2 separate regions of the Mus musculus genome follow, and region 2 is linked to region 1. Evidence: chromatin loops called from intact Hi-C (ENCODE). Cell type or tissue: left cerebral cortex. All regions are shown on one strand. Links, peaks and the distances in the headings refer to the core of each region. The heading gives the core; the rest is flanking DNA.

Region 1 (11,174 bases), core at 1,245-9,244:
GGGTAGGTGGTCCCAGGTTGTATAGTATACAAGCCAAGCAAGCCGTGGAGTGCGGGCCAGTAAGCAGCATGAGGCATTCTCTGGTGCCTGCCTGAGTCCCTGCTCTGTCCCTCCATGACAGAGTATACTATGTACTAGGAAAATAAACTCTTTTCTCCCCAAGTTGCCTCTGGTCTTTGTGTTTATCATGGCAACCGAAACCTAATTAAGATGTAGCAAAAAGGGGTTTCAGCTTTGTCCTTGACGTTGAAAAGTGCATGCTACCCTATCCAATTCTTCTTGCCATTCTTAAAGTGGAGAGATCCTACCAAGGAAGCCTGAAAAGCTTACCAGCGAATCGGAACAAAACAGACGGAAAGAAGACGAGCAATCCTAAGACGATAGAGGAGGATATTTCAAATGACTTCTTTGGCATCTCATGTTCTTTCAGTCGCTATAGAGCCCTTGCCACAAGTAGGTCCTGTGGTGGGTTACAAAGAAGGTACATGAGACTGAACAAGAGTTCCGGAATAGCTAACCACAGCACGGGAAGGAATGAAGTCCACGCTAAATGCAGAGAGGAGAGAACAATAACTAGTGGCCACAACCTGCCCTTGGAGGCAGCTTCTAAGACAGAGCTTCATGTGCTTTCAGACGAAAGGCTATTAAAATCCAGTGTTCTGCTTGGGAGGCTTAAGAATGAGCCTTGTTGCCAACTGGGCATGAGAGATGTATAATGAAACTCATTTAATGAGGCTTTCAGAAAGCGGGAGTGCTTTGACTAGAGGCAACTTCCATTTGTCTGGTCATCGCTGTGGTTTGCTCTTAAGCAAAGGGCTTTGTTGTAAACACATTCCTTTTTTTTCCAAGAGGGCTCCACCTACAATAGAAGGAGCTTGCAGTTTGCTATGCTGACCAAAAGAGGGCACTTGGAGCTTTCTGATTTCTGTTGGAGGGCATTGGAGCAGGCGTTTGGCTGAGGTTTGTCCAGGTCCTTTCCAACTTCCATAGAGAAGTTAGGTGCAGTTAAACAGGGCTTGGATGTAGTCCTCTCTGGTCTTTTCTAACTAAAGACTTGTGTTCACATTGGTATGTGTGGACCTAATATTAGCAAATTCTTATTTTTGTTTCCTGGTGGATTTGTTTAAAATCAATATTTTAATGTGAAGAGGAGCTGCTGTTTTGATGGACAAAGAAAAACTCAGCAGAGAAAGGAATGATATTTATGCTCACCCTGAAAATGTACCCCTGTGAGACCCTTTGCCAAAACTCGGCTCTGCTGTGATTTGTTTGGACGTTTGACTGGGAGAGGATTTTCTCTTTCCTTTGGTTCCCATCAATGTCCCTTTCCTGTCTCTTAGTTGAGGATGTTGTATTGTTTTGAAGTCTATGGACTGTGGCAGCTCGTATAAAGTTCCGAAGATAGGGCCATTAAGCTTTAAAGTGACATCCTGGAGGTTGGTTTGTGGGACTTGTATAAACATGACTGACCAGCACCAAGTGATTGCAAGGATTAGGCTTACTATTTTGTTTTGCCTTTAAGGGCAATCCTGCGTAGGGGCCAGGAAGGACTAGGAGAGATCTGAGGTAAGATCAAGGACTCCCTAAGAATTGCTACTAATCCTGTAAAGACAAAACAATGAAGTGGCCAGTCTGGTGAAAGCTAGGCTGTGGGAGCTTTAGCCTCCAACCAAATTGAGTTGTGCGATGATCTGTGAGCTCTGCTTTTCTGCCTCTTAGTCATCTTCCAGTTACACATCCAAAACAGAACTGGTCTTTCAGCCTTTTCTAATGGCATTTTGTCTCATTCATCTTAGTCCCCCGTGCTAAGCACAGCCTCTGACACACAGCCATAGTCTCTCAAACATCGGTTTAATGAATGAAAGAAGTAAAAAGTGAGCAATTTTCTGAGGAACTGCCAGACTGATTTCCAGAGTGGTTGTACAAGCTTGCAATCCCACCAACAATAGAAAATTGGACATAGTACTACCGGAGGATCCCGCAATACCTCTCCTGGGCATATATCCAGAAGATGTCCCAACCGGTAAGAAGAACACATGCTCCACTATGTTCATAGCAGCCTTGTTTATAATAGCCAGAAGCTGGAAAGAACCCAGATGCCCCTCAACAGAGGAATGGATACAGAAAATGTGGTACATTTACACAATGGAATACTACTCAGCTATTAAAAAAATGAATTTATGAAATTCCTAGGCAAATGGATGGACCTGGAGGGTATCATCCTGAGTGAAGTAACCCAATCACAAAGGAACTTGCACAATATGTACTCACTGATAAGTGGATATTAGCCCAGAAACTTAGGATACCCAAGATATAAGATACAAATTGCCAAACGCATGAAATTCAAGAAGAACGAAGTGTGGACACTTTACCCTTTCTTAGAAATGGGAACAAAACACCCATAGAAGGAGTTACAGAGACAAAATTTGGAGCTGTGACGAAAGGATGGACCATCTAGTGACTGCCATATGCAGGGATCCATCCCATAATCAGCTTCCAAATGCTGACACCATTGCATACACTAGCAAGATTTCGCTGAAAGGACCCAGTTATAGCTCTCTCTTGTGAGACTATGCCGGGGCCTAGCAAACACAGAAGTGGATGATCACAGTCAGCTATTGGATGGGTCACACGGCCCCTAATGGAGGAGCTAGAGAAATTACCCAAGGAGCTATAGGGAACTGCAACCCTATAGGTGGAACAACAATATGAACTAACCAGTACCCGGGAGCTCTTGTCTTTAGCTGCATATGTATCAAAAGATGGCCTAGTCGGCCATCACTGCAAAGAGAGGCCCATTGGACTTGCAAACTTTATATGCCCCAGTACAGGGGAACGCCAGGGCCAAAAAGGGGGAGTGGGTGGGTAGGGGATTGGGGGTGGGTGGGTATGGGGGACCTTTGGGATAGCATTGAAAATGTAAATGAGGAAAATACCTAATTTAAAAAGAATAAATAAATCTAAAAAAAAAAAAAAGTGAGCAATGCTGTTTGAAAAGAAAGAACACTTTAGTAGCTGACACTTTATTGACTCACATTTCTGATAATATAATGATAACAATGCCTAACATATATAGAATGCTTATGAAACTCAGTGTATATTCTCATAGTTTTGTCCTCAGATCTGTAATTGAGGAAACAGGGCTTCACCAACCTAAAATGGAATTTTAAGGTTAGATATTACCAGGGGACCCTATAATTTGATCCTCAGTGTGAATAGTTTTGAGAGTAAATGCAAGCATCATTTAGTATGCCAGATCAACGGCACAAATAAGACTTTGCTGGGAAAGTCAGTGTATGACTATACTGCCAATAACTGACAAAGAGCGTCTAGTTCTTCTGACTCTGTGTTCATTGTACTGCAGTGTCTCATAGGATAAGTAGACTTTCTGTTTCTTCCATTGTTAAGGACCCTCCAAGAAAACATACAATTCTCAACATACACATATCAAACTCAGGAGCATCCAATCCCGTAAAAACAAATATTAATAGAGAGTAAGCCACAGATTAACCCAATACAGTAATTGTGGGTGGTTTAAAGACTCCACTTTCCCCAATGGGCATACCATCTAGACAAAACAAACAAGCAAACAAACAAATAAAATAACAAACAAACAAACAAACAAAAATCAAAGAAATATCAGAGTGAAGTGGTTATTATTAACCAAGAGGCCCTGGGAAGCATCTACAGAATATATATTCCACTCTACAGTTACAGAATGCACATTCTTTTCAGTTTCCCATGAAAGTGTCTCTAAAATGGACCACATACTAGAACACAAAGCAAACCTCAACAAATTTACGAAAACTGAAATTACTACATGTATTCTTCCTGACCACACTAGAATGAAGCTTGGGTTCACAGAAGAAAAAAAAAAAAGCCACAACATAAACAAGCTCACTGAGATCAAATAAAACTCTAGTGAATGAAGAATGTCTCATAAACAAACTCACTGAGATCAAACAAAACTCTAGTGAATGAAGAATGTCTCATTGAAGAAATCAAGAAGGAAATAACAACTGCTAGAGTTAAATGAAAATGAAGACACAACATGCACAAATCTCTTGGAAACAATGATGGCAGTCCCAAGAGGCAAAATTATACCTCTAAGTGCCTACACTAAATAATAAGAAAGACCACAAACAAATAACTTAATGGTGTCCCCCAAGATTTTGGAAAAACAAAAACAAAGTCTAAAAGCTGTAGATTGGAAGAAATAATCAAAACCAAAGCAGAGCTCAATGAAGTGGAAGCCAACTTTAAAAACTAATACAAAGAATCAATAGTTTGTTCTTTGAAAAGATAGTTAACCAGAAGAAAGGCAGACAGCCCAAATTAACAAGATTAGAGACAAATAAGAGACATCACAACAGATAACAAGGAAATTCAGAAAAATCATAAGGCTATACTTTGAAAACTTGTATTCCACTTAGTTGGGTTCTTAAGAGATTGTGGGTTTTTAAGGAGATAGAATGTTAAAGTAGCCATGAAGGCCTGTTGAGAAAAAAATTCTTTCTTGTCAAGAGAATAAATCTCTGTTCTGGGTGTAGTCCTAACATTCTAGTTAGGGCCACACCAATTTTTCTGAGCAAGAAACCACCCCTTGGAAGATGATCACACCTGAAATCATACTATGAGATAGATAGAATAATTAATTATTCATACTAGGGGCATAACTCATGATTATTGAGCTAATTTCCATACTTAATGTAATCCCAGTCAAAAGTTTCATGCTGTTCTTTACAGAAACACAAGAAACAACCTTAAAGTTTATATGGAAGTATAAACGACACTGTGTAGTCAAGGGAATCCTGAGCAAAGGGCGTAATGCTGGAAGCATTACCACACCCAATCTAAAGTTATACTATAGGGCTATAGTAATAAGAACAGCATGCCACTGGCACAAAAGAAGACATGTAAATCATTGTATTTAATTCCATGAAATTACTGTCACCTGATTTTTTGTGAAAGATGCAGAAAACACATAGAGGGGATAACATATTAAACAAAAGGTACTGGGAAAACTGGATATCTACATGCCAAAGAACAAACTTAGATTGCTCAACAACAATCAACCTCAAATGAATTAAAGACCTCAACGTTAAGCTTTAGACTCTGATATGGCATATGGGGTACGATTCAAGACACAGGAGTAGGACATCCTGTGTAGAAACTTGGGTTTCTTGAGGCCATCTGAGACCTAAGAAACCAAAACTCTGTAAAGCAAAGAAAACAGTAAACCTAATGAGGAGACACCCTTCAGAATGGGAGAAAGTCTTTATCAGCTTTAACACCAAACAGAGAATTAACTTTTAGAATGTAGATAGAACTAAAAAACACAGCATAAAGACAAAAATGAACCCAATTAAAAATGGGCTATTGAGCAAAATAGAGATTCTTGGAAGAAGAAATTCAAATGGCTAGTAAACACTTAAAAAAATGTTCAATATTCATCACCATCAGGGAAATGTGAATTAAAATCACTTTCAGTTTTCTATCTTACACCAACTATCATCAAGAAATAAACAGACAACAAGTGCTCCTGAGGCTGTGGGCAAAGAACAACTCTGATTCACCATTGGTGGGAGTGTAAACTGGTGCGGCCTCTATGGAAATCAGTGTGGAGGTTCCTAAAAAAAAATCTCAGAATAGAACTCCCCATATGAGCCAGCTATACCACCTGTCTCAGTTACTTTTCAAATATTGTAATAAGACTCTGTGATCAAGACAACTTATAAAAGAAAGTGTTTAATTTGGGTGCTTATAGTTTCAGAGGGTTAGAGTCCATGCCCATCATGGTGGGCAGTGTGGCAGCATACAGGCAGACATGGTGATGGGGCAATAGCTGAGAGACACAGAGAGATAACTGAAAATAGGAAGACTTTTGAAACCAACAGGTCCCTTCCTAACAGTCCCATCAATTGGGACCACAAATTCAGATATGTGAGCCTCTGGGTACCATTCTCATTCAACATTGCTCCTGGGCATATACCCAAAGGACTCCATATCCTACCATAAGGTATTTGTTCATTTATTCTCATTACTACTCTATTCACAACACTTAAGAAGGGATCATCCTAGATGTCCCTCAACTAGTGACTGGTGATGGCAATATGGTTCATATTCATGATGTAATTTTATTCAGCTATAAAGAAAAATGAGTTGCATAAATTTGGAATTAAATAAATGAAATTGGAAAACAAAATAGACTGAATGAGGTAATCCAGGCTCAGAAGCAAAGTACCATATGTTCTATCTCATATATGGATACTGGTTAAACTTTGAGATTTGTGCTTTTAACTTAGTGTACCCATGGAATCCAGGAAACCAGAAAGGGCCTGCTGGGGTTGGGGTGGGGAAATACCTGGAGGGAGAAAAGATAACAGAATCAAGGCTATTTGAAAATAGGGGAACACTGAGGAGGAAAGGGTCAAGTAACAGTGAGGATTGGGAATAGGGTAGATGGGTGAGGGAACTGTGGGGAGAGTTAACTAAACAAAACGGCTCTGAAAAAGCCACATGGAAATCTACTTCTCTGAAAGCCAATTCAAAGTATAAGCTAAAGGACTGGAGAGATGGCTGAGTAGTTCTTTTGTTCTTGCACAAACTCTCAGTTAAGTTCCTTGAATGAATGTCAGGTGAGTCATAACAGTCATAACACACACACACACACACACACACACACACACACACACACACACACACACACACATTCTCAAAAATAAATGTAAATCTCACAAAAAGAAAATATGTTAAAAAAAAAAGACAAAGAATTAGAAGAGAGATGTCCTGTAGGGCTGGGATGACTCTGCTCCTTTAAAACCCATGAGTTATTAAACAAATTTCCTCTTTATGAGTTGTTGCTCAGAGAAGCTCCAAAGGCTCCAAAACAACACTGTTCCTTCTTTCCTCTTGATCATCTTCTAGAACGAGTAGCTAGGACTCTACCCCACATACTTTTGTTACAAGATATAGAGAAATCACGCTGGAACTGAGATGGAAACTTCTTTCCAGCTGCCTAATTTTCACAGTGTTAAAGGTGCTCTACAGGTTATTGGAAGAGAAAAGCTATCAACTCACTTACCTGGCTGTGAACCCTGTGAACTACAGTACCAATCTACATCCACTGGTGTAGTAATGGAAGGAGTTTGATGGTGGTAACCAGCCGTTCTCTCTGATAGGCTTTGAACCCTCTCTACAAGTGGGAATTCGTACATGCTATAGTAAATCTAGCCAAAAACTCATGGCAAGGGGTCTTAGGCCTGCAGAGGAACTTCCTAGACATTTAGCTAAAGAGACACAGCACCAAATGGCTTTTTAAATATTTATGTTTATACTCATAAACAAATGTTACTATTCTCAGCCTTAACGGGAGATGTTTCCGTTTGCAATAAACTGGGCGGTTTTAAAGACTCATGGTTGCCCGGTGTGCTGACTGTAAGTGACAGCTGCATGCTCAGCTCCAAATAGGACACCATATTACCGCCTCGAAGACACACAGGGAACATTATGGAAGACGGGGCAGAAAGAATATAGGAGTCGAAAGATGAGGAGGACGCGGAAGTGCACAGCCACAGCAATCAAGATCTCACCACAGAGGCTGCAGCTTCTAGTACAAAGGGTGCTGCCATCAGCCAATCATAGACCAGGGCCGTCTCAGAGGGACACACCCCACCCTGACTATTTGATAATGGAGGAGACTGAGACTGAGAGAGAGAGAGAGAGAGAGAGAGAGAGAGAGAGAGAGAGAGAGAGAGAGAGAGAGAGGCAGTTACTATTTTCACTTGTGTAACCACAGGTGAGTCTCTCAGGCTCCAGTGAAGAGTTTGAAACCTGTGGTCACACAGATGGCCCAGGGGAAACTCAGTGAATCACAGGACAAGAATGTGAGAAACAGACTTCTAAGGAGGAGGTAGTGATGCAGGTGAGGGTGGGGTAGGGGAAGATGCGGGTAGAAGTAACCCGAGTCCGTTATGTACAAGTATTATATTGCCAAGTAAGAAAATTAATAAAAGTTATGAAAAATAGTTAGGAGACTAAACATTGGAAGATTCCCATCTCACTAAGACGTCAGCGCTATTTGGCATGCCTTTTCTTCAATCAATATTTTCTTATCACACACTAGGTGGGAATCATCTTGTTGAAATACTAGCTCTGCTTTGAAGGAAATGACAATACAAACTACAGGAGCCTGTGTGATAGCAACTCCACACTATAGAAATCTTCCCAGTGATTACTACATAGTTTTGATTTTGTTTTGTTTTTATATTACCAAAAATATTCACTTAAAATTCACATTACATTTTCTGACTATCAATGGTGCTGTTTTATTAATATTGTCATATTATAATTCAACAGGAGCGGAGGCCCTTGGTCCTGTGAATGCTCAATGCCCTAGCATAGGGGAATGCTAGGGTAGTGAGGCAGGAGTGGGTGGGTGGGTGGGGGAGCACCCTCATAGAAGCAGGGGGATGGGGGATAAAATAGGAGGTTTGCAGAGGGGAAGCTGGGAAGGGGGGGTAACATTTGAAATGTAAATAAATAAAATAACCAATAAAAATAATATTATGTTTAATTTTTTATTTAATTTTCTCAGTTTATATAAACCCCTCTCTAAGCTCAGGGAAGGCGCAGTTAGCCTTTTGCTCAGTGCCTGAATCTTGTAGCCCTTTAGAAGCATCAGTGTCTGGGTTTGTGAGACCCTCTCTGGCCATTGGATAGCTTTATTTGTTGAGCCCCTGGTTGGCTAGAAACAGTATCATGGAATGTTTATTTTAAGCCACCTGGCTGGGTGACTATGGGGCTTACTAGAGGTTGTATACTTCTGTGCCCTTACACATTGGTTTAAGAAGCCACCAGCTAGTCACTGTAAGGTGGAAAAAGAAGAAAATGATGTAGCAAGTCTCCTAGGTATTGGCTCTTCTCCTAGGTAGCTTCAGTTGTCAATGTGTCAGTCCAGACTTATCTGAGGGAGTCTCAGTTAGGAGATGGCCTGTAGGTGTGTCTATGAGGCATTTTCTTGATTGCCAATTGATGAAGGAGGGCACCACCCACTGTGGGTGGTACCATCCCCAGGCAGGGCATCCTGGGTTATTTAAGAGAACGAGCTGAACAAGAGCTAGAGAGGGAGCTTGTAAGCAGTGTTCCTCCATGGGACACTTTAAGTGTTTTTTAAAGCTTTAAGCTCTTACCTTGTTTTCATTTTATGATGGCGAAATAAACCCTTTCCTCTAACAGTTGCTTTTTGGTCATGATTCTTTTTTCCTTTACAGCAACAGAAAGAACTCTAGGGCAGCCAGCAGTACTCTCTGTCCTCTCATATATACCCTCTGGTAAGAGAGAAAGCTTCCAGGGTCTATCCCTACTGTCACAGAGCTGAACAAAGGGTGCACAGATCCTTATGCACATCTTACATCCCAATAAACCAACCTTTTATAAGTCAAGAATGTCCTAAGTTGAAAATGCATTTAATATGATGAACCTAGCTGAATAGACAGCTCATTCACACAGCTCATCCACACAGAGCCCTGTGGAGTACCAGTTGTTTACCCTGTGATTGCTTGGTTGACCGGAAGCTGCAGTGTGCAGCCTCTACTTCCTGAAAGAAGATGGGCATATCTTGCTTACCAGGGAAGAGACCAAAGTTTACTTCAAAGTGTGGCTTCTGCAGAATGCCCACAACTCCTGCACTGTTGTAAAGCTGAGAAAAAAATCACCAATCAAAATGTTGCTAAGTAAGGATTGCCTATCTGTGCCTAGAAGGGGCAATAGTCAATTAGTGGTATGGTAACTATAATTTATTATTTAAATAATAAAGGATAATGGACAGCTATTAGTATCTTTTACTGACTCAATAGATATCGACTGGCCCTGTACCATTTTGAAAGAAATTAGAGCTATAGAAACTCCTATGTAGAAGTTGAGCATTGTTGGGAACCTGGGAGTGGGGAAGATGGAGTCAGTGAAGAACCCTATGGGTTGGATGAGTCTGAACACACAGTAGGTGCTAGAGGTATGAGGGAGATGAGCTCACTGTACAGGATGTGAACAGCACAGGGGAGGAGGTGCGGCAGGAGCGTTTGAACAGAGTTTGAATGGAAGTCAGATTTATCCTGTTATCCAATCTTACACATTTGGGATTATGTCCTCCAAGAACAGGCACTTTATTTTCTTCTGTCCCCACCTTCAGGAGCAAGATTACACCATGGACTGTGCTGTATAAATACTAGAGAGCCCACTGTCTTCTAAATGCCTACAGTAGTTGTAAAAAAAAAAAATAAAAGTTTGGCTGAGTCTCAATTTGATGGAGACTGATGAGAATTTGTCTGTCTGTAATAAATAGTATGACTCATACCACAAAGTAGCCGATGTAGGATATTTTCAAGTATGTGTGTGTGTGTGTGTGTGTGTGTGCCTGTTGTCTGCTGTCTGAATTCCTTACATTTGCACCAATGACTGGGAAATAGAGATCCCGAAATGACCAGTGCTTCCCTCAAGTCCCCAGTTACTTAGAGCTGTATACAGGCTTTCCGACTCAACATCTTTTTGTGGTCCTCCATGTTTCACTGGATACTTGTCAGGGCATCATATCCAAATATCTTGTATAAGCGGAAGCAAGTTCCTGACAAGGGCCAGTGGATGCCTGCTTTCTTGAGGCAGTGGATGCCTGCTTTCTTGAGGTAGAAGAAGGTTGTTGGGCTAAACTGCTGTTTCCGAGTGGCAGCTCAGGTTACTGTTTCCTTCTTTCTTGGTGTTATTCATTGCTTTCCTCCATCTCTTTCTTGTACATATCTCCAGATCTCAGGCACTGCCTCCTCCTTTATAGGCATATTGCAAATGAAAAGGAGCAACTCCACTCCTTTAGGAGACCAGGGTTGTTCTCTGTCTTAGTCAGTGTCTCTATTCCTGCACAAACATCATGACCAAGAAGCAAGCTGGGGAAGAAAGGGTTTATTCGGCTTACACTTCCATGCTGCTGTTCATCACCAAAGGAAGTCAGGACTGGAACTCAGGCAGGTTAGGAAGCAGGAGCTGATGCAGAGGCCATGGAGGGATGTTCCTTACTAGCTTGCCTCCCCTGGCTTGCTCAGCCTGCTTTCTTATAGAACCAAGACTACCAGCCCAGAGATGGTCCCACCCACAAGGGGCCTTTCCCCCTTGATCACTAATTGAGA
Region 2 (11,174 bases), core at 1,977-9,976, 600 kb after region 1:
CATTTTTCTCTATAAGTCACAACAGATGAAGATCAGTGAAGAAAGCAAGGAGAACCAATGCAAGAGTGTATCCCCAGTGAAGACCAGCATCAGAGAGCCCAGTGAAGACCAGCAACAAGTCGCAAGGTGAACCAGTGCAAGAGTATCATCCACTCTGTTGGGTAATACTTATGTTCTTTCCAGAGGTCCTCTCAAGCATGCACTCCAGAAAAACATTACATACCCTTTCACCACATAGCTTCCAGAAAAACTCAGTGTGTGTTCTCAGCAAAACACCCTCTCAAGTGTCTGCTCAGCAACACCTTTTCTCATGTGTCTGCTTCCACAAAAACATCACATGACACAACTGAGTCTCCAGTGAAAGCAGAAATTCCCACTTTAATCCAAGAAAATAAAAAGCAATAGAAAAAAAAAGTCCTTGTACAAACTTCTGAACATTATGCAATATAGACTCTGACTCATCCCAACAAGCCCATGGGTAGACAATTAATTTTCTCTCTTGCCCTGATTTGCTTTCTGCTTGTGTGATAAACACAGTGACCAAAGGCAACTGGGGTAGAAAAGGGTTTATTATGTGTTACAAGTTAATCTTTCTTTGAGCAAAATCAGTTCAGAAACTCCAGCAAAGCAGGAACTTGAAGTAGTACTTACAGAGGAAGGCTACTTACTGTCTTCTTTCCTGGTTCATGTTCAGATAGCTTCCACATACAGCCCAGCCCCCACCCCACCCCCCCTGACTAAGGATGGCATCAGCTACATTCTTCTATACCAATTAGAAATCATGAAAATGCCTCTATAGATATGCCCATGGGCTAATTTGATGGAGGCAGTTTTTGAAGTGAGACTCTTTCTTCTCGGGTGTACCAAGTTAACAATAAATATAAACTGTTATATCTCTAGAAGAGACAGAAAGAAAATTTAAAAGGTTGCGTGATTTTTTTAAGGTCACTGCTCATGTGGGTAACACTAACATGAGACCCAGGGTATCTGACATTCTAGCTAAGGTCCTCAGGTAATGGGTACACAGTATTCCACCAGAGGACTCAGTAGAACTTGATAGTTCTCTAGACTGTGGAGAGACATAGGTTTCTCCAATGTTGAGAAATGAGGAATGTCTTTTCACTGTGAAAGATGAAAACTTGTATTCCACAACTTCAAAAACATAACTCAATGCAATAAAATACCACTTTCTAATGACTCTACATGAAGCTTATTTCAATTAAACATATTCTGTTTAAATCTTTACAGGGCCAACAAATATCATAGAACCTTTAATTTTTTCATCAAAATTGTTTCTTTATTTTTTAATAAAAGATAGAAAATTGAAAACATACCTAGACAGTCATACAAATGGTCTATGTTGTATTTGTTGCTGGATAGGCTAACACAGAAACAGTGTGTACACTTCTCTGGGTATGCCATGAATTTATGGTGTCACATACATTACAATTATTGATTCACATAAGTATTACAATTTCTGTACCAGTGTAACAGATTTTAGCTTGAAAGGACCATAAACTGAGATGTTCACTGTAGTTTAGAGCTGGCAGCTGGTGGGAAGATAAATTTGAAGCCAGAAGAGAGAGTAGGCAGGAGGCTCCTGCTGTTTCCAAAGAGGGTGTCCCTGGGTGATACATCTGCTGTGGGAACATCAAAACACACTTCATCATGGGATCCTCCACACAGACTTAATACTCATTTATTTGACTTTAAGTTTACTTGGCAAAGTAAAAAGAGACAAAGTGTTTTATTTCTATTATTTAAAAATGTGTCAAGATCCTACTTAATGTTGACTTACATGAAACACAAAGTAATAGCCCTCAAAATGTCTTTGTTAAAATATTCAAATATGTCATGGTGCTGCCTTACATGATAAAAGAGATTTTTAAAGTATTATTAAATTAGGTCTTAAATCCAGCATGGTAGCACACACCTTTAATCCCAGCATTTCGCAGGCAGAAGCAGAAGGGTCTCTAGTAAGTTGGAGGGCAGCCTGGTCTATATTATAAGTTTCAGACCAGCCAGATCCACAAAGTAAAACCTGGTCTGAAAATAAATAAGTATTTAAAAGTAAATTAAGAATTTTGAAATGGAAAGTTTTCCTTAGTGGTGTGAATGGACATAATATCTTGACATCATCCTTGTCAGTGGACAACAGGAAAGTCTTCACAGTGTGAGGGGTGTAATTAGCTCTCAGAGTTACAGCAATGCAAAATAAGGGAGACTCAGAAGGATAAGTATTGCCAATTTCATTTCTGGATGCTAAATTTTAGATAGGCCAATGACAGATGATTAGATACATACATACATACATACATACATACATACATACATACACACACACACACATACATGATAGATAAATACATAGATGATTGATAGATAGATAGATAGATAGATAGATAGATAGATAGATAGATAGATAGATGGATGGATGGATGGATGGATGGATGGATGGATGGATGGATAGATAGATAGATAGATAGATAGATAGATAGATAGATAGATAGATAGATAGATAGATAGATAGATAGATGTTAGATAGAACATGAAAGCAGGAGGCAGAGAGAGACTGGGAAGGAAAGAAATCAATTAGAGGAAGAAAGAGGTAACAAAAAGAAAACAGAGTGTGTGTGAATTAATATATAGTTCAAGTATATGTATACATGAAATAAGCTATCTTTATGAAGCTCTGAAGAATAAATAATAAAAAAATAAGAACAAGAGTTCCTGTATCTGTGTAGGAGTTAGATCATGCTGTACTTGTGCTTGTATCTACTCACTACACTAAATATAAAGATTTCCCTTCAATCTATGTCTTTACATAGAGCAGAACCTCTTCCTTTGAGAGCCAAACTTTATCTCACTGTGTATATCCACACATACTTTTAACTCATGGACCAGTTTGTAAAATTAGTTTGCTTCTATTTTATTTCCTTTGATAGTATGTTTTCTGGATCATAATTTCGTCTACAATAGGTCATCAACAGCAGAAAGGGTTCTCATTTCTCTGTGTTTGCCTGTATTTTTCATATTTAGTTTATTTGAAAATAGCAATTTTATTGGAGTGGGGTCATATTTTACTAAATTTTTATTTATATTTCAAACACACACACACACACATACACATAGCTAATGATACATAGAATCAATAAGAAAAGTTAAGAAGGCTTCCTTCTAGAATATCTGGAATAAGATGAAACGTCCCACTCTCACCTCTTTTATTTAGCATAGATCTGGAAGTTGTAGTCAGAGCTTAGACAAGAAAGAGAAATAGAGGCCATCAATTACCTTACCGTACATGTAGAAAAATTCTAATACCTCCAGCAAGAAAACGTTAAAACTGACTAACATGAATTGGAGAAAGGACAATCTTTTCAGCAAGTGATGCTGAGAAAATCTAGTCTGAATATGCAGATGAAGCTAGATGCCTGTTCCTCACCCCTATATAGTAAACTAATTTGTTGATTTTAGGAGATAGACTGTCCTTGTGTAGATGGTACTTACATTGTATCTGTGATTCTCCTGTGTTAGCTTTCCAAGTTCTGGAATTACACGCATATACTACCATGAGTTTACTGAATTCTCTCTCTCTCTCTCCTTTATCAGAAAACAGAATACAGAGACAAAGGGAGCATATGTGTTTGTCATGAATGCTTTTCATCTCATATTTTAAACATGCCAAATGGGGGTACAAACTTTTGTTGGTACATATTATTTTTATTTCTTATGTGAAAATCCTCCCATGATGGTAGGAACTTCCTGGGTCTCTGCAATATCATTTTCCATATGTCATTGTGTGCTCTGTATCTTGTGGGTGATCTGTGACTATTTCCTGTCCATGTGCTTCAAGTCTCTCTTTAAGAGAATGTCATGCCTGGCTCTACCGGGATGTTATACAAGAAACAGAGTTCAGAAGCAGTTCTTGCCCTACTAGCTTAGGGAATTTGTGATAACTAACAAGAACTTCACTTCTGTGTAATACATAATTCAAGGTCATTATTCTGTTGGTTTTTTTTATTACATATTTTCCTCAATTACATTTCCAATGCTATCCCAAAAGTCCCCCATACCCTCCCCCCCACTCCCCTACCCACCCATTCCCACTTTTTGGCCCTGGTGTTCCCCTGTACTGGGGCATATAAAGTTTGCCTGTCCAATGGGCCTCTCTTTCCAGTAATGGCCTACTAGGCCATCTTTTGATACATATGCAGCTAGAGTCAAGAGCTCTGGGGTACTGGTTAGTTCATATTGTTGTTCCACCTATAGGGTTGCAGATCTCTTTAGCTCCTTGGATACTTTCTCTAGCTCCTCCATTGGGGGCCTGTGGGTTTTTTTTTAAGTGAACCCTTTTGTGCCCTTAGTCAACGTAGTTGCTTCAAATAGAATATTGTCACACCCATCTCAAGTCCTTTCTAGCTCCTCACCTCTTAAATATCCTACATTTTTAGTTCTCTTCCTGAAGAGGGTGGTGAAAGTCCAGCCTCCAGAAAACTATCTTCCATCTCTCATTTCTCATTCCTAGACTTGCTTCCATATTGCATCAAATGACTAAATAGTCACATTTGTTTGACTCTTCATTTGTTTGTGTTTTAAGGGTGTGTCACTCTAGCCCATGGTGCCCTGGAACTACGTACCCAGGCTGGTCTTCAAATCAAGGCAATCTTCCTACATCAGCCTCCCAAATGCTGATTGTGGGTGCAAGCCACAAAGCCTTCTATTTATTTTTATAAATAGAAATGTATGTGCACTTGTATGTGTGTATGTGCACGTGAGTATGCACATTTGTGTGTGTAAGCATGTGTATATATATTTATTCCACTATTGCAATAGATTTAAGTGGAAAACAGTGAAAAAGGGTTTAAATCATGCTCAGTGTGTATTTGATACATAATTTACCTACTTTTTCTATGAATTCTGACTCCATTGATACCAATGGAAGAGACAATTTCTCCTGTTGAAGAATCAGACCTCTTATGCTTTGTGCTTCTGATATTAAATGTATTTTTCTACTTTGTTTTCCCTTTGTTATATATGTACATGTCTTCTTGTTACTACTAAAATATAATTTTGAGTACTCCATAGTTCTTAACCCTAGTCATCACAGTGAACATTCAGTTTTATTTAAGTTATTGCTCATTTTTAAGCTTGATAAATATTTTATCATCAAAAAGAATTATAAGCACCAAGCTAAGGATTTAATAATTAATATTGGTGGTCAATTCTTTCTAGTGTGACAAATCACAGTCTTATATTTCATTGAAAACAATAGTTAAAATTATCAAAGTACTTTTTGATTGGGCAAATATCATGCACACCATTTTTCTCACCAACCAATATATGTTCTTATTTAATGTACTAAGATAGGAATAAGTGCTTACATTCTAAATCTGTGTCTTGAAATATGCTAGCATAAAAAAAAAAAACCTGCAAATGTCAAGCTGGAAAAAATAAGATGGGACTAGTTGGTTGTCTCATGAAAACAATTAGTCAACTTCTCATGTGTGCCTGTTAGGTGGGGGAATCTAACTTTAACTAGGTGCCACCCACAATTTCAAGAAGAAATGTGCACATAATTCTACCAAACTCACTACAGTACCAAAAGAAAGTGAAATCCAGTCTGCTGTAGTTCAGAAGTAGTTCTTCAGAAGGTTAAAGTATTTTCATGGGCATAATTCTTCCTGATCGTTACTCTAATGTTCTAATAAAGTCAGAGGGAAAAATAACAGCTGCAGTTTTTAGTTTCAAAACTTTCATCTGAGAGTAATTAGGTGAGATGTGCTCCACCCAAGGAGGAGCTCAGGGTCCTTACCAAGTTACTGAGAAATCTGCCTAATGGTGTCCGAATACCATCAATCCCTCTGTCCAAAGGAATATAAATATATAGATATTTATAAATATTAGAGGATAGAAACATGTACTTCATTCATGAATGTTCTACATATAAAAATATTTAGCAGCCAATATTTACTTTAGTATTATCCTACCCATAGCTAAGTCTGTCTTTATTCTAAGGGATGGCTTTTCACATTCCCCCTTCTGTTTTATCACATGTCTCCTTCAGAAAAAAAAATGTAATATACATATGTGGCTGTAATAGCAACTCTGGTAAATGGCAAGATTATCTACAAGTCAATGCTGAACTCAAATAAAATAAATGTAAATTATTTATATTAGAAAATGTGTCATCAATGAACTAACGCAATAATGGTTGATTTGTTAAGTGATACTGTTATAGGAAAACAAGAAGTAATTAAAAATTTGAATTAGTCACATGTAACACCTGGGAAAATATCAACTTCTTATTTACGTAATTCTGTTTTGACAGATGAATCTGTATTTCATCTTTATTATGTTTTAATATTTTGAGAAGTAATTTGCATTCACAGAATGAATGAATTCATACTCTCACACATTACAAGCCTCACATGTCACTGAATCTTACTAATGGAGCACAATGTGCACTCAGTCTACAGCTCACTCTAGGGCCCTTGTCAAGTCCCCCATCTCGTTCATAACCATTTGTAAATTGGTTTCACTCATCCTTTGGATGAGTGCAATATATAGTGTAGATTATTAGATGTCTGCATTCTTGTACTCAACATTTTAAAAGGATTTTTAACATGTTGCTGTGTGTAATTATGGCGTTTCATTACAATTTCCAAATAGAATTCTACTGTGTGAATATATCATACTACTTTTATTCATTTTAAGCATCCAGATCATTCTTATTTTAAGACATGACAAATAAAATCATTGTGAAAATTCGTTTAATCTTTGTGAATACGTGTATGAGATTCTGCTGGTTATGATGCCCTGGAGATTCTTTTTCTACTCTGACTTTGAACATTCAAATATTGGTCACTGCTGTGGTCAATGGACAGATATAATTTTAACTGAATAAAAGTAAATTGTCTAGTTAAGAAGGATATATAAGAGAAGGTAAATCAAACTATGAACATATTACCAGACAGAAACACAAAAATAACTCATTCTTTTGTTCAAGTATCCACCTTCTCCATTACCATAAAATTACTCTTGTGAAATATGTATTATCATTCCCATGGTATTTTTAAACAATATAATACATAACATATATATGTCATATATATTAAATTCTTGCAGTCATAAAATATCTTTTATACTCTTTAGAGCATGCCTTTTCAGTAAATAGTTTTGTGGGGTTTTGTTTGTATTTTTGTTTTTTGGGGGGGTTGTTTGGTTGGTTGATTGGTTGGTTTTTTTTTTTTTTTTTTTTTTTTTTTTTGGTTTTTCGAGACAGGGTTTCTCTGTGTAGCCCTGGCTGTCCTAGACCTCACTTTGCAGACCAGGCTGGCCTCGAACTTAGAAATCCACCTGCCTCTGCCTCCCAACTGCTGGGATTAAAGGCATGCACCACCACCACCCGGTTAATAGTTTTTATAATATTCATTCATTTAATTTGTTTATTGGGTTTTTTTTTAAGTAAAACAATAAATGAGAAAGAGATTAATGGGTAGTGTATGGGTCAAGATTCAGTCAGAAAACTTAGAGTGGTGTAGCATGGGTGAGAGGAATTTCTTTGGGGATTTGGCTGGATGTGGGTCTGAGAGCTGAATCTGTTCTCTGAAACTGTTTTGCTTGTATCTGATGCTGGAGATAGAGGCAGGACATGGGAAAGGAAAATGGATTTTGAGTAAGTGAAGCAACTGTAACTATAATTCACACACATGATGTGGGACTTACAAGGGCAGCCTGAGACCAGTGTCAGTTCTCATAGCTCCTTTCTCTGGTAACCATGAGTTTCCTGCTGAGAGTGGGTGGGTCTTTACCACACCTGCCAGAGCAGCCTGAGAAGCTGATAGAAGTCTCAGGAAGGGCAGACCTCTTATCAGTGACAGCCATCATGGCAGACAGATCTGACTGCTGCTTCACCACCACCATTTTATTCTGGTCTTGTGTCAGCATCTAAGACTAACTGGAAGCATTCAAAGAAGGACAATCTAGAAGATACAGTTTTGCCTTGGTATCTAGAAGCATTGCAAAGATTGCAAAGGCAGAAACAAAAAATAAAAATGGGCAGATGCCATTTAAAAAGGGAGGAGGTGGTGGAGTGAGGAGTAGAGAAGGAGAAAGAGGAAGAGGAAGAAGAGGAAAAGGAAGGAAAAGGAGGAAGAGGAAGCAGAAGAAAAGGAGAAGGAGAGGAAGGAAGAAGAGGAAGAGGAGGAGGAGGAAAAGGAAGAGACGAAAGAATAGGAAGAGGAAGGAGAAAGAAGAAGAAGAAGAAGAAGAAGAAGAAGAAGAAGAAGAAGAAGAAGAAGAAGAAGAAGAAGAAGAAGAAGAAGAAGAAGAAGAAGAATTCTGATATTCTGATAGTAGCACTAACATTTCGAAGAAATAATCAACCTGTTCCCTTGAACAGGAGTCTGGATTTCTTCTTCCCAGCTTTGTGAACATAATTCACCCATTCCTATTCTGTTTCAGTTCCTGCTACTTCTAGGCACTAAGTCCTGAGTAGGTAATCTGTTTTCTGCCTTCCTTTTTTTTCCTCTTTAGTTTTGCTTTTAGAAGTAAAATTCATAAACAATGAATTTATGAAATTCTTAGGCAAATGGATGGATCTAGAGAATATCATCCTGAATGAGGTAACCCAATCACAAAAGAATGCACATGACCTAATGGATGGATCATAGGGCTCCCAATGGAGGAGCTAGAGAAAGTAGCCAAGGAGCTAAAGGGATTTGCAACCCTATAGGTGGAACAACATTATGAACTAACCAGTACCCCGGAGCTCTTGACTCTAGCTGCATATATATCAAAAGATGGCCTAGTCGGCCATCACTGGAAAGAGAGGCCCATTGGACTTGCAAACTTTATATGCCCCAGTACAGGGGAACACCAGGGCCAAAAAGGGGGAGTGGGTGGGCAGGGGAGTGGGGGTGGGTGGATATGGGGGACTTTTGGTATAGCATTGGAAATGTAAATGAGTTAAATACCTAATAAAAAATGGAAAAAAAATAAAAAAAAAAAGAAAAGGTTTTAAGATTGAAAAAAAAAAAAAAAAGAATGCACATGATATTCACTCACTGATAAGCAGATACTAGCCCAGAAACAGCCTACCCAAGATACAATTTTCAAAACTCAAGAAGGAAGACCAATGAGTGGATACTTTGTTCCTTCTTAGAACTTTGAACAAAATACCCATGGAAGGAGTTACAGAGACAAAGTTTGGAGCTGAGATGGAAGAAAGGACCATCCAGAGACTGCACCTCCCAGAGATCCATTCCATATATCACCACCAAACCCAAACACTATTGCATATGCCAGCAAGATTTTGCTGAAAGGACCCTGATATAGCTGTCTCTTGTGAGGCTATGCCAGTGCCTGGGAAATACAGAAGTGGATGCTCACAGTCATCTATTGGATGGAACACAGGGCCCCTAATGAAGCTAGAGAAAGTACCCAAGGAGCTGAAGGGCTCTGCAACCCTATAGGAGGATCAACAATATGAACTAATCAGTACCCAACAGAACTGTGTCTCTAGCTGCATATGTAGCAGAGGATGGCCTAGTCGGCCATCAATGGGAGAAGAGGCCCTTGGTCTTGTGAAGATCATATTCTCCAGTACAGGGGAAAGCCAGGGCCAGGAAGTGGGAGTGGGTGGGTCGAGGAGCAGGGTGGGAGGAGGGTATAGGGGACTTTCGGGATAGCATTTGAAATGTAAATGAAGAAAATATCTAATAAGAAACCTTTTTAAAAAGTAAAATTCATATAGCATATAATTAGTTATTTCAAATAACAATCCAGTGACTGTTATAATAGTCACAGTACTGTGGATTCCACCTCAATCCATTTACAAAACAGCATTTTCTTCATCTCTAGAGAAAGAGAGAGTATCATTTCAGGTAGGCAAATGAACCATGACTGTCTTCACATTCCATTCCATAATGCTGAACAGTCTTTCTTTCTTTCTATGAATTTGCCCATTTCCATATAAAAGAAAGCACATAGCATGGCCTTTTTGTTTCTGGCCCCTTTAAGTTAGCAAAATTAGAGTTCATCCACATTGTAACATAAGTGAGTATTTCCTGCCTCACTGAGGCTGAGAGCACTGTTCTGTCATGTATATATTATAGTTGGTTTATTGATGCACCTACTAATGGGCACCTGATTGTTTCCATTTTCACTGTATGGTACAGTTGTTGGCTATTTTTATTTGACCATCATTTCTCTACAGTGAAATAGCCAGTACTTAAGCTATTAGGCATAAAGCTACTCAAAATACTCAAAATTCAGTTGTCTTCATGTCCCAGATTAGCTTTAACCTAAAGAGTCTGAGTTCTTCCCAGTGATAATTCAAGAGGAAGCCACAGTTGCAACTTCTAGGAAGTGCTTTGAAATGAGGAAATGGTACCCTTATCACTTCTTCTAGCCTATGACTGGGGAACTTCTTTGATCTAACTCTTTCTGCTTGTAGCCTAATCATTTGGTGGACATATTGTTTAGGTAATCTCACCCTGAGCCTGGAGATTTAAATGTAGTCTGTCTTTCAGGCTGATTCCAATCCTTGTCAAATCACCTGGGTTTGGTAAATCTCATTTTTCTTTAGTTATTATTGACCATATGGGATCAGTTAGAATTTACAAACAAGTTCACATCGATTATATGTGCACACTCTCTTCCTCATCGGCCCGATTACTTTGTCAGAGGTGAGTCTTCTAGAACAGAAGTCATCATTATCAGCACCATACTGACACTTCATTCTTTAATTTTTGGAAGTTAATTCATCAGTGATTCCTACAATCCATTTTGTTTCTATTCATATAATAAATGTTACAAAGTTTAAAGCTATGAAAGTAAAGATGTTTGCAGATAATCCATTATCCCAACCAATATTTAACATAGCTCTCCTGAAATAAATGATGTGGATGATTTAGGAGCCATACCCTCTTGTCTGTAAAGTCTTGTGTCTCGGGTGCTTCTTTTCAGATTAAAGTCGTGTAGCTAACAGATCATTAGACTGTGTCCTCGGGATACCTCAGAAATAAGCCTGACTCCCAGATGCAGGCTTCCAGGAGCTGTATCTGAAAATACCCTGCTCATGTAGTTCTGAACTAGGTACTTAGTGGAGCAGGGAGGAATTCAAAATTCTGGAGAGGAAACACAGAGACATAAGCAATTAACATCATTCAGTG

What was found. Hi-C counts contacts between places; a loop is a spot of excess contacts. Peaks named below come from ENCODE experiments on the same cell type or tissue, not always from the same donor. Only the 100,000 strongest peaks of a DNase experiment are listed, where the experiment ranks them.
Region 2: a loop joins it to region 1, with 4 times the contacts of the local background. A loop is called at or near these places in 2 of 42 quality-filtered maps.

The regions. Positions count from the first base shown.
Region 1 is chr2:116,828,449-116,839,622 of GRCm38, reverse strand. All of the region lies in intron 3 of Gm13990 (a long non-coding RNA gene), which reads left to right. Among named protein-coding and RNA genes, the nearest start is that of Gm13990, 45 kb to the left of the region's middle. In left cerebral cortex, for the core only: no CTCF peak of the experiment used is centred there; a DNase peak (open chromatin) is centred at 5,636.
Region 2 is chr2:116,227,332-116,238,505 of GRCm38, reverse strand. No RefSeq gene overlaps it. Among named protein-coding and RNA genes, the nearest start is that of 2810405F15Rik, 160 kb to the right of the region's middle. In left cerebral cortex, for the core only: no CTCF peak of the experiment used is centred there; a DNase peak (open chromatin) is centred at 5,509.